Regions from separate parts of the Homo sapiens genome. Here region 1 is linked to region 2. A link is an interaction called in ENCODE POLR2A ChIA-PET data of the cell type or tissue named here. Cell type or tissue: PC-9. All regions are shown on one strand.

Region 1 (8,000 bases), 110 kb before region 2:
CACAATTTTCCAAAATGCACTCTGAAGTGGTGAAGTGAAGTGGTGGCACTGCTTTGTTGAGGTCCACCAAGAATCACTGGATAAGAATAAGCACACCTCATCAAAAAAAATTTAGATGACTTGCCATATTCAAAATCTCCCTTGAAAATACATGTTGCACCAGGCACAGTGGCTCATACCTGTAATCTTAACACTTTGGGAGGCCAAAGCAGGAGGATCACTTGAGGTCAGGAGTTCAAGACCAGCCTGCGCAACACAGTGAGACCCCCAGCTCTACAAAAAATTTTAAAAACTAGCTGGGCCTGGTGGCATGTGCCTGTAGTCCTAGCTACTTGGAAGGCTGAGGCAGGAGGATCACTTGAGCCCAAGAGGTTGAGGCTGCAATGAGCTACAATCATGCCACTGCACTCCATCCTGGGCAACAGAGCAAGACCCTGTCTCAAAGAAAAGAAAAGAAAATATGAACCATAAACTCCTCTCTCCTCTTGTGTCCCTTCCATTTCCACTGGCAATAAACTGATTTTAGTTTTAAAATTTAACCTCAATGTAAAATTGCCATTTGCACAATAAATTACTTGGAAACATCTTTTCAAAGTTTCTAAAATTTGAACTAGGGGAATTATTTTTGTAGGTTACCAACAATTCTGTTCAATTTCATTTTTAATCCAAGGTAAAACAATAACAACAAAGCCCCAAAAAGTTTAAGAAGTCTCAAAGGGAACAGAAACCCAAGCAGCTTTCAAGACCTCAGCTGCAGCCCATGGACTTAATGTGATTCATCTACAGTGATTCCCCATCTCTGTCTTTCAATTCAAAATTCCAAATTCTTGGGAGGAAAAAAAAAACCTGACTAGCCCACTCTGGCTCAGTTACGCACCCCTGGATCAGCCAGCTATGGCCTAAGATGCAGAGTCAGGGAATAGAGATGTAGCTGCTAAGGGTCCAGCCTTGAGAACCAGACAAATTCCAGAGAGGATACGCTGAGCTGGGCAGCTCCACAGACATGTCCACGACACTTGTTTTACGGTGCAGAGGTCCATAACCAATTTGAGTTACATCTACCAATATTTGATTTGTTTTAGGAATTATCATATTCTACACATATATGATTTCATTCTTGCTTAAAACTTAATAATAATAATATATAGTCTTCAAGGATAGACACCAAAATGTTAACAGTGGTTATCTTTAGATTATGACTGCTATGCATTTTCTTCTGCATCTGAATTTTTTCTACAATGAATATATAGTACTTATTACTGGGGGAAAACACCTTTCCACTCTCTTCTGGTTTCTATAAGGATGGATTTCCACCACATAGTACTAGTCTCCTTTAATTACTTTACCTCTGGAAAGGATGACTCATTTGAGCGTAAATTTGGGAAGAATAAATGGGGTGTGTTCAATTCAGCTCCACTAGAGAGGTTTCATAGAGAACCTCAAGTTTTCATGGTTTCTTCTAAGACAGCCCATCTGCTGCTGCTCAGGACAGGGTGAGTGGTGAGTCTAACTGTGGAGTTCAGTTAGCAAACCCATTTGACTCGCACACTAAAGCATGTCCTCAGCCTTTATCACTAATAAAGGTGATTTTTAGGATCCTTATGTAACTCCTTTGAGTTACTGCTCAATGTTCAGAACATAAACAAGCAAAAGGGTGTTGGTTATTCACTGGGCTCCCTCAGACTCCAAACATGTTTTCAAAATCCTTTTACATCCAATTTTTAAGGACGAAATAGGTAAAAAGATTCCTCAATTATCATTATTTTTCCTTTATCACTTAATTTCACCTTTCTTGCTATTTCCACCCCTATAATTTACTAATTCATTATTTGCTTAATTTTCATATTTTGATAGTGAAATGTTGAAGTCTCACAGAACTTAAAAGTGGGGAAAAATGTAAGGTCACCTAATCCAGTGTATTCACTGCACATAATGAATCGAGGGCGAGAGAGGTTAAGATCAAGGTCACAGGGCTAATTAATGGCAAAACCAAGTCTTCATACCCAAACTGTGACACCTCTTAAGAACAATTCTATTTTTTAACTTCTATAGCATTTCTGCCAGCTTTTTACATATTTTGTTTCTCTGTTCAGATAATCATTCATTCATCATATGATTTCACCAACATGTGTCTCCCATGTTCTTGCTACTGACAAACTGTGAACTAAGGTTCTCTTCAGCTTCTGCTCCGAAATCAACTTTATCTTATGCTGTAACTGGGTAGTCCTGCTTTTCTTGACACTTGGTCATGGCAAGCTGGTTTGTCCCTTAGTAAACTTAAAGTCAGTCTCATAAACAACAGATTGTTAGACTTTAGTTTTTAACCAGTAACCATCATTTCATCTTTTCATCTTGATAAATTTAATCAGTCCATTTGTATAAACATAAAAAATGATGTATTTTTACTATACTCTATTATGCTATAGGTTTATTATTCTCCTGCCATTAAAAAAATTAACAGGATTTGTAGATGTAAAACTCTATTTCTCTTTAAATCGAAAAATAAAATAAGCTGCCTATTGTCTTCCTTTTTCAAAAAACTTTAAAATCTTATTTTCCTCATTCATCTTGTTTTCAATTACATATAATATAGAATTTTATTTTAAAAAATTACATGTTTCATGTGATATATAAATATATACTAAAGTATATTAAAAGTGGTAATCTTTTACTCCCCCCTTGCCCCAAAATACCACGCCCCTCCAGAGGTAAGCTCTAATTAACAGTTTGATATATACTCTTCCATACCTTTTTCAGTATCTGCAATTGTGCTTTTATTCCCTATTGATTTTCCTAATCTGAAAACATCAGCATATAACTATTCTATTATCAATTTAAAAATTTATGAACTCTGGAGTGATACAAAATTTACATCGTTATGTTTATCCTCCTTCCCACTTCATTCTATCCTGGTAAAATCTGAAATATCTTATGGGATTCCACATGATCACACTGCATTCTGTACCGTGGTCTAAAGGCTTATACTGTGCAGCCACTAGCCATATGTGCCTATTTAAACTTAAATAAAGAGTAAAGAATTTTCATTTTTTTTTTTTTTGGAAAACAGGGTCTTGCTCTGTCTCCTAGACTTGGAGTGCAGTGGAGTGACCATAACTTACTTCAGCCTGAAACTCCTGGGCTCAAGCGATTCTCCTGCCTTAGCCTCCCGAGTAGCTAGGACTAATATGCGCCACTGTATCCGGCTAATTTTTTAAATTTTTAAAATTTTTTGCAGAGGCGAGGTCTTGCTATATTGCCCAAGCTGGTCTTGAACTCCTGGCCTGAAGCGATCCTCCCACCTTGGCCTTCCAAAGTGCTGGGATTACAGGTGTCAGCCACCACTCCTGACCAAAAGTAAATAAAATTAAAAACTCAGTTTCTCAGACCCACTAGCCACATTTTAAGTGACTAGTGGCTACTGTTTTGGACAGCGTTCCAACGTTATCACTGCAGAAAGTCCTATTGGACAGTGCTAGTCTGAAAACTTGGTTAATTTTATTTATTTATATAACAGTTACTCTTTGATAACAGCTAACTACTCTGATTAAAGTTAAATAATCTTTGGTAAGGTGCTTTCAAAGTTCCATTAGCTTTTCTAAGTGTTTTCAAAATGTTTCCAGCTTTAGGAAACTGCATGGTCTGTTATCCAGGAACCTAATATTTCCTACTACACGGGGATTTTTTCTTCTTTCAAGTTTAAGGTCCCAAGTTGTTTTTAACTATTACATTTTAAAATCTGCTCTTTTATGCTGGAAATTGTTTAAGTACTCAGGAAGGGAAGAAATTTTTTTGTTGTGGAACACCATAAACTCTCACTAACCATAGTGAGGTGGCCTTTCAGTTCAGCAAAGTTTTCTATAACTTTTCTCCCTGATTATTTATAAGCTGTATATTCCAACCTTTTCTACTTCCTCTGGTAGTCTTACTTTTTGAAAGCTTATACAACCTCATCAGGTTTTCTAGATACATTGGTTCTATATATATTGTTTTTCTGTTATAATGTTTTGTAATGTTTCTTTTACATGGTGAACTTTGAAAATTTCCCTATGACTTCTGTTCTGCAATTCATTTTATATGAGAACGTGAGTGGAAACTCCCGCCTTTTTTGAATCTTCAGTATCACCTATTTCTTGCACTGTGGCTCCTTCGTGCCCTATATTGCCACCATTGATATTTTTAGTTCTTTTTTTTTTTTAATTTCAGTACATTCCCTTCTACAGATGTTAGCTATTGTACCTCTTTGAATACCACATCAATTTGCTTCTATTTGCTTGAGTCACCAAGCAGTGAGGCCTGTGTGGGTGGGTTCCTGTTTCCTTCCAGCTCTCTCTTCCCTTCTAATGTTGTGACACTTATTAATTTTAATCAAGTTAGAGTTTTCCTCTGGTTTTCACACTGTTTGAGAAGCTGGTTTTTCTGGGATTTGTTGTCATTCCTATTTGTGTTAGATATCTACACTATAACTTGCTCTTGCTAGCTTTTCAAAAGCCTCTTTTAGAGATGTGTTTCCTCAAAATGGGTCCAGAATAAAAGGAGCCTAACACATGCATGTAGCTTGCATTTCAGAAGTTCCTTTTTGAGACTATTACTGGGAAATCAGAATGTTTCCACAAGAAGGAAAAATATAACAGACAACGGTTATGTCCTCAAACCAGTTCACAAAAGCAGTCTGAAGCACAATACCTCCATGGCAAAAATCAGTTAGTGTTTGAGCCATAAAGAAAGAAAAACTGGCAGGGAGATAAGAAGGGATCTTTCTTCTTAAGGACACTGCAAGTTTCTAAGACTTTGCTGTATTTTATAGAAATACCCAAAATCAATTTCCTATTCATTAAAGGATCTGAAGAGCATTGTGAAGTGAGGTCTGCAGAGTGAGACAGGAACACACAGATGAGGCTGAGAAAGTGCTGGGGTTAGAAGACTAACAAAAGCTGTCTGCTGTCTCCCACCACTTCTCCAGACCTTGCCCTAGATCAATTCCAGGACACGATCAGAAATGAGATTGGGTTGTTTATTCATTTTTGTAGATAAGGGGTTTCAAGTAGAAGAAAGATCTGGAAGAGAATGGGAAGAAAAGGGAATTCCTGTGGTCCATCAGGAAGTCCCAGATGCACAATGGTAGGTAAATGTCATATACAGCAATGTACATATGTTGAAGATAGCCTGTATCAATCTCAACAGTTAACCTCTTTGCAGAGCAATCTTTAACCCATTTGAAATCTCACTGTCAATCACAGAGGCATATCCAATCATGAGTATTTGAAAGTGTCTTTGGCCGGGCGCAGTGGCTCACACTTGTAATCCCAGCAATTTGGGAGGCCGAGGCTGGCGGATCATGAGGTCAGGAGATCGAGACCATCCTGGCTAACATGGTGAAACCCCGTCTCTACTAAAAATACAAAAAATTAGCCGGGTGTGGTGGCGGGCGCCTGTAGTCCCAGCTACTCGGGAAGCTGAGGCAGGAGAATGGCGTGAACCCGGGAGGCGGAGCTTGCAGTGAGCCGAGATCGCGCCACTGCACTCCAGCCTGGGCGATGGAGTGAGACTCTGTCTCAAAAAAAAAAAAAAAAAAGAAAGTGTCTTTGCTATAATTACAGTCTTATGTTAACCAAAGATATTTAGAAACCCAAATTCTCTCAAACATAATTTTAAACTGCCATAACTGCATTAGTCCACTAATTTTTAATCTAACTATACTTGACAAATATGCAAAGATAACATCTGCCTCATCAATGAATATCATGGACTCCAAAAATGAATAAAGTAGAAAACACCCACAACTCATTACAGAGGAACTCGTTTTTTAAAAACTGACATATAATTCACATGCCACAAAATTCACAATTTTAAACTGTACAATCTAGTGGTTTTTAATATGTTCACAGAGTTGTGCACCCACCACCACTATTTCAAGAACAATATCATCACCTTAAAAGGAAATCCTGTACCATTAGCAGTCACACCCCACTCTCTCTCCCCACAGCCCCTAACAATTCCTCTACTTTCTGTCACTATGGATTTGCCTATTCTGGATATTTCTTATAAATGAAATCATACTATTTGTGACTTTTTGTATCTGCCTCCTTTCACATGCATTTTTTCAAGATTTATCCAGGCATATATCAGTAATTCATTTGCCTTTATTAATTTTATGAATGTTTATATCCATAGACCACATTTTATCCATGAGTAGCATTTTATTTATAGATACTTTTTTTTTTGGAAATGGGGTCTTGCTCTGTCACCCAGGCTGGAGTGCAGTGGCACGATCATGGCTCACTGTAGCCTTGAACTCCTGGGCACAAGTGATCCTCCCACCTCAGTCTCCTGATTAGCTGGGACTACAGGCATGTGCTACCATGCCTGGCCAATTTTTTAATTTTTTGTAGAGATGGGGTCTCGCTATGTTTCCCAGGATGGTCTTGAATTTCTGGCCTCAAGCAATCCCCCCATGTCAGCCTCCTAAAGTGCTGGGATTACAGGTGTGAGCCATGGTACTCAGCCAGGCTTCCTTTTGTACCTTGCTACTACATGCTCCTTTGTACTTGCTTGGTAAATGTTTTTATGTCTTTTAAAAAGCAAAGTGTTATTATTTTCTTAAGAAGATGTGAAATTGGAGAACAAGTAATTTCGATTTCCTTTTTAAGTAAACTCCCACAGAACCTAATAAAGAATAACATTTAGCATAAAGAGATATAAATGAGTAGCTGCCTTCCCTGGATTCATTTTCTCCTCCTGTAAACAGGATATATGTCAACACTAATAATTCCCATCAGGATAACTTATGTGTAATTAAACAATACCACACACATCTAATTATTACACAGTGTAGATGGGGTAGGCAATGAAAAACTCCTCAACCACAGAAATTGTGGTTTTAGCAAGCCTGCTCTATCGCCCAGTCCAAGGGATTACTTCCATCACTGACCTTTGCAACGTTAATTGCCTGCATGTTCCTGGGAGTCTTCACTTCCTTATGCACAGACATTTTCCCAAAATCAAATCCAGGATTTGTCACTTAATTGGTTCTTAGTGGGGATAACAGAGATAAAACCAAAAATCCAAGATATTTTCCTAAATCCCTATTAAAAATTCTATAAGGATAAACAGGCTAATCCTTCAAAGTCTAAGACTTGGTTCCTGAGTGGATTTTAAAGTATGACACTGTTTAATGTCCCTACCTTCCATAAGATATACTTAAATTTTAAAAATTATACTTCTAACATTACCAAGTTTTTTTTTTTTTGAGACAAGGTCTCACTCTGTCATCCAGGCTGGATTGCAGTGATGCAATCATAGTTCGCTGCAGCCTCAAACTCCTGGGTTCAAGCTCAAGCCTCCCATTTCAGCCTCCCAAGTAGCTGGGACTACAGGTACCCACCACCCAGCCCAGCTAAAAAAAAAAAAATTTTTTTTTTGTAGAGATGAGGTCTTGCTATGTTGCTCAAGCTGGTCTCGAACTCTTGCCCTCAAGTGATCCTCCTGCCTTGGCCTCCCAAAGCTCTGGGATTGCTGGGACTATAAGCATGAGCCACTGTGCTCAGCTCTAATATTATGATGTCTTAAAGAGATAGAAACCCCTTTAAATTATTGAAGTATTCCAAATGGGGACAACCCCCTACTATATCAAGTACTGGAAGTCTGATGGTCTTGACTCCAAATTTGCTTCTCTGTAGCTTGTGGGAACTGTACTGGCCAAGGTTCTGAAAGAGAAAGTACTACTTATTTACTAGTGTCCGCTTCCAAAAAAAGTTCAAGCCTCTAAGTTTAAAAAATGGTTCACATTAGGATTTGTTAAAATTTCCTCACACTCAAATTTAGGGTAGTAAGGGACTTTAGAAATCTACTTTAACCTAATTATTTACAAATGAAAAGGAGGTGGATACGAGAGAAAAGACTTGCCCAAATCTATAGAGTCAGTTGGGAAAACTATTATACTTAAAATAAAAAGGTACTCAGGCTTCCAGCTGGAAGCTCATTTCATCATACCACCTACTTAA
Region 2 (8,000 bases):
CCCAGCATGCCAGTTCCATGAGGACACAGAGAAGCAGAAAGCCATGGGGCAGGGATGATTTCATTTTCTTACACTGGACATTTTCCCCAAGGATCGTGGTCATTCTCAGCTACAGAAAAATCCTCTGGACATAGTTATTTGTCAGCCTCGGTGGATCTCAGCCTCAGCTGTATGTTAGAAGCACGTGTGCCAGGGTATCACACCCCACAGGTCCTGGTTTCATTGGTCTGGGTTGGGGTCTGGGCACGATATGATCCAGAAGCTCCATGGATGACTGATATTTGGCCAACAGAAAACTCCTCGTCTCTCCTCAAGCACAGGGAGTGCGCAGGGAGTGGCTCCAGGACTATTCCAAGAGGCAGAAAAACCTAGCAGAGCCTCCCCTTGATATCTGGGGATGAGGGTGCCATAAACCAGGGGCATGGAGTCAGTCTAAGCTTCCCTTGTCCGGGCCTCTCCCTTCTTCCCTTCCTTGAAGACCAGCATTTCTAACAGTCACCAATGACAATGTAAAGAAAGGTGTACCCAGTAATTGTTTTGTTTGGCCCCTTTTTTTTTTTGAAATGGAATCTCACTCTGTCACCCAGGCTGGACTGCAGTGACATGATCTCGGCTCACTGCAACCTCTGCCTCCCAGGTTCAAGTGATTCTCATGCCTCAGCCTCCTGAGTAGCCTCCTGAGTACACGCCTGACTAATTTTTCGTATTTTCAGTAGAGATGGGGTTTCGCCATGTTGGCCAGGCTGGTCTTGAATTCCTGGCCTCAGGTGATCTGCCTGCGTCAGCCTCCCAAAGTACTGGGATTACTGGCGTGAGCCACGGCACCCGGCCCTTCTTAAGGAAGAGGAGTACAGGGCAGACTATGTATGCAGTTCTGCACTCCTTGGCTTCAGCACTCATTCTCCTGGTGAGTCTTGGAGCATAGAGGAGGGAGAAGAAGAAGGATCAGGTTTGCTTTTTTAACTGATGAGTAAGCTGAGGCACAAGAAAGCAAAGTATGAGAGGCCCAGTTTTCCTGGGCTCCTGAAAGAAGGGCAGCAGGTACTGAGACTCCTTTCGTCCTCATGGGGTTGTGTTGGGCTTTACTTCCAAGCATCACCACAGTAGAGGCCAAGAGAGTACAGCTCTAGCTTTGGCTTTGTCATCAGCAACCTTGGGAACTTGGGCAAATAATTTAAACTGTCCCATCTCTGTTTCCACATCTGTACAAGGGAATCACTTATTTTCTCTACCTCATGGTGTTTTGACGCCCAAAGGAGAGAACACATGCAACGGTGTTTTGGAAAGCAGGAAATGATCATTTATCAGCCCAGCGTGGTGGCTCACGCCTGTAATCCCAGGACTTTGGGAGGCCAAGGCAGTTGGATCACTTGGACCCAGAAGTTCAAGACCAGCGTGGGCAACATGGTGAAACCCCGTCTCTACAAAATTTACAAAAATTAGCCAGGCACTGTGGCATGTGCTTGTAGTCCCAGCTGCTTTGGAGGCTGAGGTGGGAGGATCACCTGAGCCCACAGAGCTTGAGGCTGCAATGATCGTGCCGCTGCAGTGATCATGCCACTTAACTCCAGCATGGATGACAGAGTGAGACCCTGTCTCCAAAAAATGAAAAAAAAAAAAAAAAAAAGAAAATGAAAATGATCACTTATGAATTAATTCCTCTTGATAGCCACATTCCCTTACCTCCTTCTGAATCAGCTTTAAAATTTTCCACCTTCAGAAAACACTCCCTGCCCTGCCCCATCTGCCTCTGCCTCCGTCCTCGGCCCTAGGGTGCTGGGTTTTCACTGGACGTGTCAGTACACTACCCTGTAATGTGCTTTGAGTCTTATTTTTAGAAGTTTCTGCAGCACTTTATCTTTCCATCTGGCCATGAGGAAAGGGGCTGAAGTCCCCCTTTCAAACTAGGCACACCCCAGACTCGGAGCCCCAGGGGGTGGCCGCGCTCCACTTGAAGTGTCAGCACGGTGGGGCTGTGCATGCACCACGGGGCCCTGCCAGGGATGCGGAGCCAGCAGACCTCCATGCGAACTGCAGCAAGGAGTGGGCTCGAAGGGCCATGTGCCTAATCAAAACCAGCTTTGTGCTCACATGGCTGCCCAGGGGATAAAAATAATAGTAATATAAGTTTAAGAGCAGCTTGTATTTTCTATTTTAATCATTTTGTGATGAAATTAAACTCCATTTCTAGATCTAGGCCCCCAAGGCTGAAGTCCTTTGCTTGTGTCCCCAAAGAAGTGTGGGGGAGGAAGATGGAGGTGTGAGGAAGTGGGGGGCCTCTACATTGAGAGGAAAATGTGTCCTTATATAGACAATGCCTCACCCCTCCCACTCCTGGGCTCTGGACTCAAGCTCTCTGGGCAGCGTTTTTTTTTTTTTAATCTCCCCCAAGAGGCTGGTTCCCTGAACTCTGACCCCACGCAGGGGGCATGAGGTCTTGGGAAGCTTCTGGGAGGGGTCCAGCTTCTAGGGGCCCCCAGTGGGGCAGGGCAGAGGGGCTGGGCTCCAGCCTCTCCCTGGGTTGGCTCATCCCTCCTTGCTGGCCTCTCTCTCTGACTGAGTGCAAGCAGTGTGCTAGCGTAGTAAGGAAGAGAGATCAGGATGCTTGCGCTTTCTGGCTCTGCTGCTTAGGAGTTGTGAGTCCCTGGGCAAGTTCCTGAACTTTTCTGAGTCTGAGCTTCCTCACAAGGAAAACCGAAATAACATCACCTCAATAGAAGAGTGAGGGAGGTGTGGCCAAGTCGTAAGGTGATGGCTGACATTTACTGGGTATTGACTCCATGTATGCACGGTGCTAAGTACTTTGTATGCTCAGATCAGGTTGAACTACACCATTCGCCAGTATTGAAGTGTTTTTGACCTACAAAAACAGCAATTTTATTTAGTTTCACATAATACCCGTTAGTTGTCTGTGATGATTTAAAGAATAAATGTGGGCCAGGCGCGGTAGCTCACGCCTGTAATCCCAGCACTTTGGGAGGCTGAGGCGGGTGGATCACCTGAGGTCAGGAGTTTGAGACCAGACTGGCCAACATGGTGAAACCCCTTCTCTACTAAAAATACAAAAATTAGCTGGGCGTGTTGGCGGGTGCCTGTAACCTCAGCTACTTGGGAGGCTGAGGCAGCAGAATGGCTTGAATCCAGGAGACAGAGGTTGCAGTGAGCCGAGATCATGCCACTGCACTCCAGCCTGGGCAAAAAGAGTGAAACTCTGTCTCAAAATAAATAAATAAATAAATGTGGGGGTGGGAGCAGACTTAGTAATATGGCAGGGCTGAGGCCAAGAAAGGAGGGGTGGATCAAAATCAGCTCAGCAATAATCAGAAGTGCCCAGGGGCCAAGATAACAGTGGATCACAGTGGTTAGGCACCAAGGCTTGGGTTTAACTTCCCACTCTGCTAGTTAGGGTGACCTTGAGCAGGTGACTCAGTCTCTGTTTGCCTGAGATGAGGCTATTGTTACTATCACTCCCCTGAAGCCCTCTTGCAAGGTCACCAATGACCTCAATGTTGGCAAACCCAATAGCCAGTGCTCAGGCTCATCTTTATTTGGCAGCAGCACCTGACCCTTCCTTCCTTCCTTTCTTCCTTCCTTCCTTCCTTCCTACCTTCATTCCTTCCTTCCTTTCCTTCCTTCCCTCCTTCCTTCCTTCCCTTTCTTCCTTTTCTTCCTTTCTTCTTTTTTTTTGACAGGGTCTCCCTCTGTCCCACAGGCTGGAGTACCGTGGTACAATCTTGGCTCACTGTAGCCTCAACCTCCCATGCTCAAGCTGTCCTCCTGGCTCATCCTCCTGAGTAGCTGGGACTACAGGCATGCCCCACAGCATCCAGGCAACTTTTGTATTTTTTGTAGAGACAGGGTTTCACCATGTAGCCCAGGCTGATATTGAACTCCTGGCTCAAGCAATTCACCTGCTTCTCAAAGTGTTGGTATTACAGGTGTGAGCCACCACACCTGGCCTGGCACACTAATCTTGATCATTCCTTCCTTTTTGAAGTTCTTAGCATTTGGTTTCTGGGACACCCCCATCTCCTGGGTTTCTTCCCATCTCACTGGAGTACTTCCTTCTTAGTCTTCTTCGCAGGCCCCTGTCCTGCCCCTGCCTCTCTCTCTCTCCCTCTTCTTATAGCCACCTCTGTACTCTCCAGGGACCTCATTCAACCCCAGGGCAGTGAATGGCCTCTGTGTGTGGATGGCTCCCTGTATCCCACCTCCAACTCTGACCTCCCCCTCAACTCCAGGTTCACCTAAACACCTGCCTATGTGACAGGACCGCTTGAGAGGTCAAATAGCAATCTTAAACTTCACATGCACTAAACTCTTGATCGTGCCCCCCAGCCCCACCATTGGTCTTCACTCCCCCATGAAAACTGAGTCATCTTTAACTTCTCTCTCTCTCCATACCCAGCTCACCAGCAACTCATATCAGCTCTACAGCCAAAGAGGTTATGAATCTGATCACTTCCTGTCCCTATTGTGGCAACCCCCCATTGTGCTCCCTGCTTTCCCTCTGACTCATCCTGGGTCTGGTCATCACATGGACATGAGTGATCCTTCATAAATGTCCAGTGTTGGCCCATAACACTTAGAATAAAATCTCATTTTTTTTGTCCTAGCCAACACTGCCTGGATCTGGTCCACGGTCCTCCTCAACCTCACTTCCTACCATCCTGCCCCTTGCTCATGGCTCCACCACCCTGGCCTCCTGCCTCCTGAAACGCCTTAAGCACAGTGTCCTCAGCTCAGGGCTATGCTCTTGTTGTCACCTTGTCCCTCTTCCTTCCCTGCTTCCTTCAGTCTCTGTTCAAATGTTCCTTCCTCAGAGGGGCCTCAGTGACCACCCCCTCCAAAAATGGTATTCTCTCCCCCATTACCCTGCTTTGCTTTCTTCATAGCTGGTGACATTACCTGAGGATATGACACAGCTGTTCACCTGCATTACTGCCTCTTTCCCACTAGAAAAGTCCCAAAAGCTGGAACTTTTCCTACTTCATTTACTGTTTTAAAACCAGCTCCTATGGCAGTGCCTGGCACAGAGTGGGCACTCAGATATTAGTTGAATGACTGAGTGATGGCATGAGTACCCACTGGAGTGTCCCTTCCCATCACAATCATGCATGACCCTCTGTGGTCACAAAGCCCTGGTCTCACTGGTACCAAAAGCTGGATGCCCTGGCCAGGGTGGCTGGGGACAGGAGGCCTGAGTTGAGAATGACTGGATGAGCCAGTGAGGGGCTAAGGTGTTTTTTGAGTCCTCTCATGGGATTCTGGCCTAGGAAGGACTTAGTTTCCTCACTGCTCATCTGGGTTGGAATGAGAGGAAAGGGGTTACTGAGTCCCACGTGCAGAAGGACCTCCCCACAGGGAGGACTGTTACTCAGGGAGGTCTGGATCACTCTGGGAGCGGGCCCCACCATGGTAATTCACTGCCCGGGGAGGCTGTGTCAGGCTGTGGAAAGGAACAGGTTTCAGAGCCAGACCACTGAGTCCTGCCAGGATATTTCATGTTGTAATTCACTGTGCAGGGTGGAGCCCCAACACCAGATCTACACCTACTGTCTGTGGGGCCTGGAAGGCAGCTGACCCTTGGTGAGCCTCAGTTTGCTCACTGAGAAAGACACCCTGCCCAACTGTTGCATAGACTGAAAATGCAAAGTGCACAAGAGTCTCTGGCCAGGACAGGCATTGAAGGTCAGCTTGTTCTCCTCCTGGGTGAGTTTTCGGGCAAGTCCACGTTTACTCTAGGTTTTAGCTCCCTTCTATGTGGCACAAGTTAACCCTTGTCTTCTGCTGAGTTCAGAAGGAAGGGTGATATGACCATAATCAAGCAAGTTCATAAACACCCCTTTTCTTAGGAAAAAGACCCAAACACATGATTAAAATAGCCAGCTGTGCTGTGTTATAAAGGTTACATCCCTTATCTTTATGATATGAGGGAATCAGTAGTGTGGGTAATGCTATTTTAGCCCCATTTGCCTCATTTTTATGAGATTTTGAAAGATATGTTGGCCTCAGATGTATGGTCTCGATGGTGTTTGGCACAGGATGAGTGAATGATAGCGACTTTCAGGGGCCAGGCCAGCCCTGCTGAGTGGCTGGGGAAGCCAGTCTGAAGTCAGCACCAGCTGTAGTCCCATCGCCTAGTGGAGATGGACCTCATTGCCCCATAAGAGGGATGAAGGCCTGGTTCTATGCAGAGGTTGGGTGGGCAGTTGCAGCTGGAGACAGGCTGGAAGAGCCCACACAATGGCTGGGCTTGAAAATTCAGTCATTGTTGCTGCTTACGGCAAGTAGTTCTTCAACGTATTCTGATTCATGACTCCTTTTGAGAATTTGACTAAAAACTATGGACCCCTCTCTTCAGAAAGATGCTCCAACCCACATAATGCAACATTTTGCCTGTAATTTCAGGGGAGGCACAAACCCACTGGGATCCCCAAGTCAAGTATGATGCCTTGGGGAGTAGGGAGAGCTGAGGGGATGAGGGGACAGAATGAGGGCAGGAGATGTAGCCTAGCCAGTGGGGTGGAGCACCAGACGATAGAAAGGCGACAGGGGAGCTGTCAAAGTGACAACAGTCCTTTACTACTTTCCTAGAGAGGCTCTTGATGAAAAAATAAAGCTAAATGTGGGCAAACAGGATGCTAATATATCTGTAAGTATAGCAACAGGGAAAGAAAAGCAGGGGGAAGAGGCCACCCTTATCCTTTCTGTCAACAAAACCAAACCCAATGGACTGAGAGTCAGTCCTGTTATCTCAGCTGGGCTCCCTCCTATCACTTTTCTAGCTCTTCTTCCAAGACCCAGCTCCCAATTTGCAGCTGGAGGCCTAACTCTGCATTTGAAGGAATTAGGGATAAATAATGATGGTCATCAAGATTAGTGGAGAGGACAAGGGAATCTGCCAGCAGACTCTGGGCAAACAAAGCCTTTTAAGTTGCAGAATGAATTCCCCAAACCTTAAAAAAAAAATCCCCAAGTGTATTCAGTAGGGGAAAAGGAAATTTCATCTTGAAAACAAATCTAGAAAAGGTGCTGACATTTTACAGATAGGGAGAATGAATTGCTCTCCTGCCTTCAGCTAGCCATGTAAACAGGACCTAAAGAGGCTCCGAAAGCCGATAACCTCCTTCACTAGCTCGGGAACCAGTGTGAGTCCCAAACGAGCAGAGGGGTGTTAGACGTGGGCTTCAAGGATCATGTTTTCAGAAACGCTATACTTTACAGTGCAGCACCTGTATAGAAAGAAGCAGGACTGTGATCTGGGTGGGTGACAGCCTGGGTGAGGAGAGACTCCCACACAGGAGTCATCAGCCACAGCATCCACTGTGCAGAACCTCAAAATGTGTCCCATGCCCCCTCTGAATTGAGCATAAACTTGGACACATCAAGTCCGCTTCCTTAGACTCAGAGCCCCTATAGCACATATACGCACGATCTCCAAGGAGAAGTACACAGTATTAGATGAGTTCAGCTTACCTTTCGGCTATTAACAATTAATTCGTGCTGCCATTGTGTTTTTATAAAAAAGACTTTCTTTTCCACCTCTCTCCCATTCATCATGTTCCATAGAGCTCAGCTCTGTGATCAGGAAACCAATTGTAAAGTCCAGAATGAGGACACGGGCTCTACATGGTGTGGAATGGCAGTGAGACGGGCTAGGACTTCAGAACTCAACTGATCACACACAGGAGGGAGAAGAACAACCAAGCTGGGCTTCAAGATGCCTTATTTGGACACTAGTTTTTGATGTGTCTCTGATGGTTATTAACCAGACATTTCAAGGGCAAGAAACTATTTCCCCAAAACTACCTTTTGAGACATTTCCAGGTAAGTGCCAAATACAAAGAAATGATCCTGGGTTGTGAGTCCTGGGATGGGGTTCTGGCCCCAGCTTGGCCCTAAATGGGCCAGAGAGCCCCCCTCCAAAATGCATTTCCTCTCTGGATGCCCTCAGTTTCTTATCTGTAAAATGAGGGTGTTCATCTAAATCATCACGA

What was found. Peaks named below come from ENCODE experiments on the same cell type or tissue, not always from the same donor. Only the 100,000 strongest peaks of a DNase experiment are listed, where the experiment ranks them.
Region 1: POLR2A ChIA-PET joins it to region 2 with 11 read pairs; 2 of 35 experiments call an interaction of 5 or more read pairs at or near these places.

The regions. Positions count from the first base shown.
Region 1 is chr3:123,572,067-123,580,066 of GRCh38, forward strand. All of the region lies in intron 2 of HACD2 (3-hydroxyacyl-CoA dehydratase 2), which reads right to left. Among named protein-coding and RNA genes, the nearest start is that of HACD2, 9.0 kb to the right of the region's middle. In PC-9, no CTCF peak of the experiment used is centred here; no DNase peak of the experiment used is centred here; H3K27ac peaks cover 528 bases.
Region 2 is chr3:123,684,005-123,692,004 of GRCh38, forward strand. The region is part of intron 19 of MYLK (myosin light chain kinase); the gene reads right to left. MYLK-AS2 (MYLK antisense RNA 2) reads left to right here and starts at 5,640. Exons shown (of 3, transcript NR_046629.1): 1 at 5,640-5,712; 2 at 7,573-7,830. In PC-9, no CTCF peak of the experiment used is centred here; a DNase peak (open chromatin) is centred at 4,497; H3K27ac peaks cover 353 bases.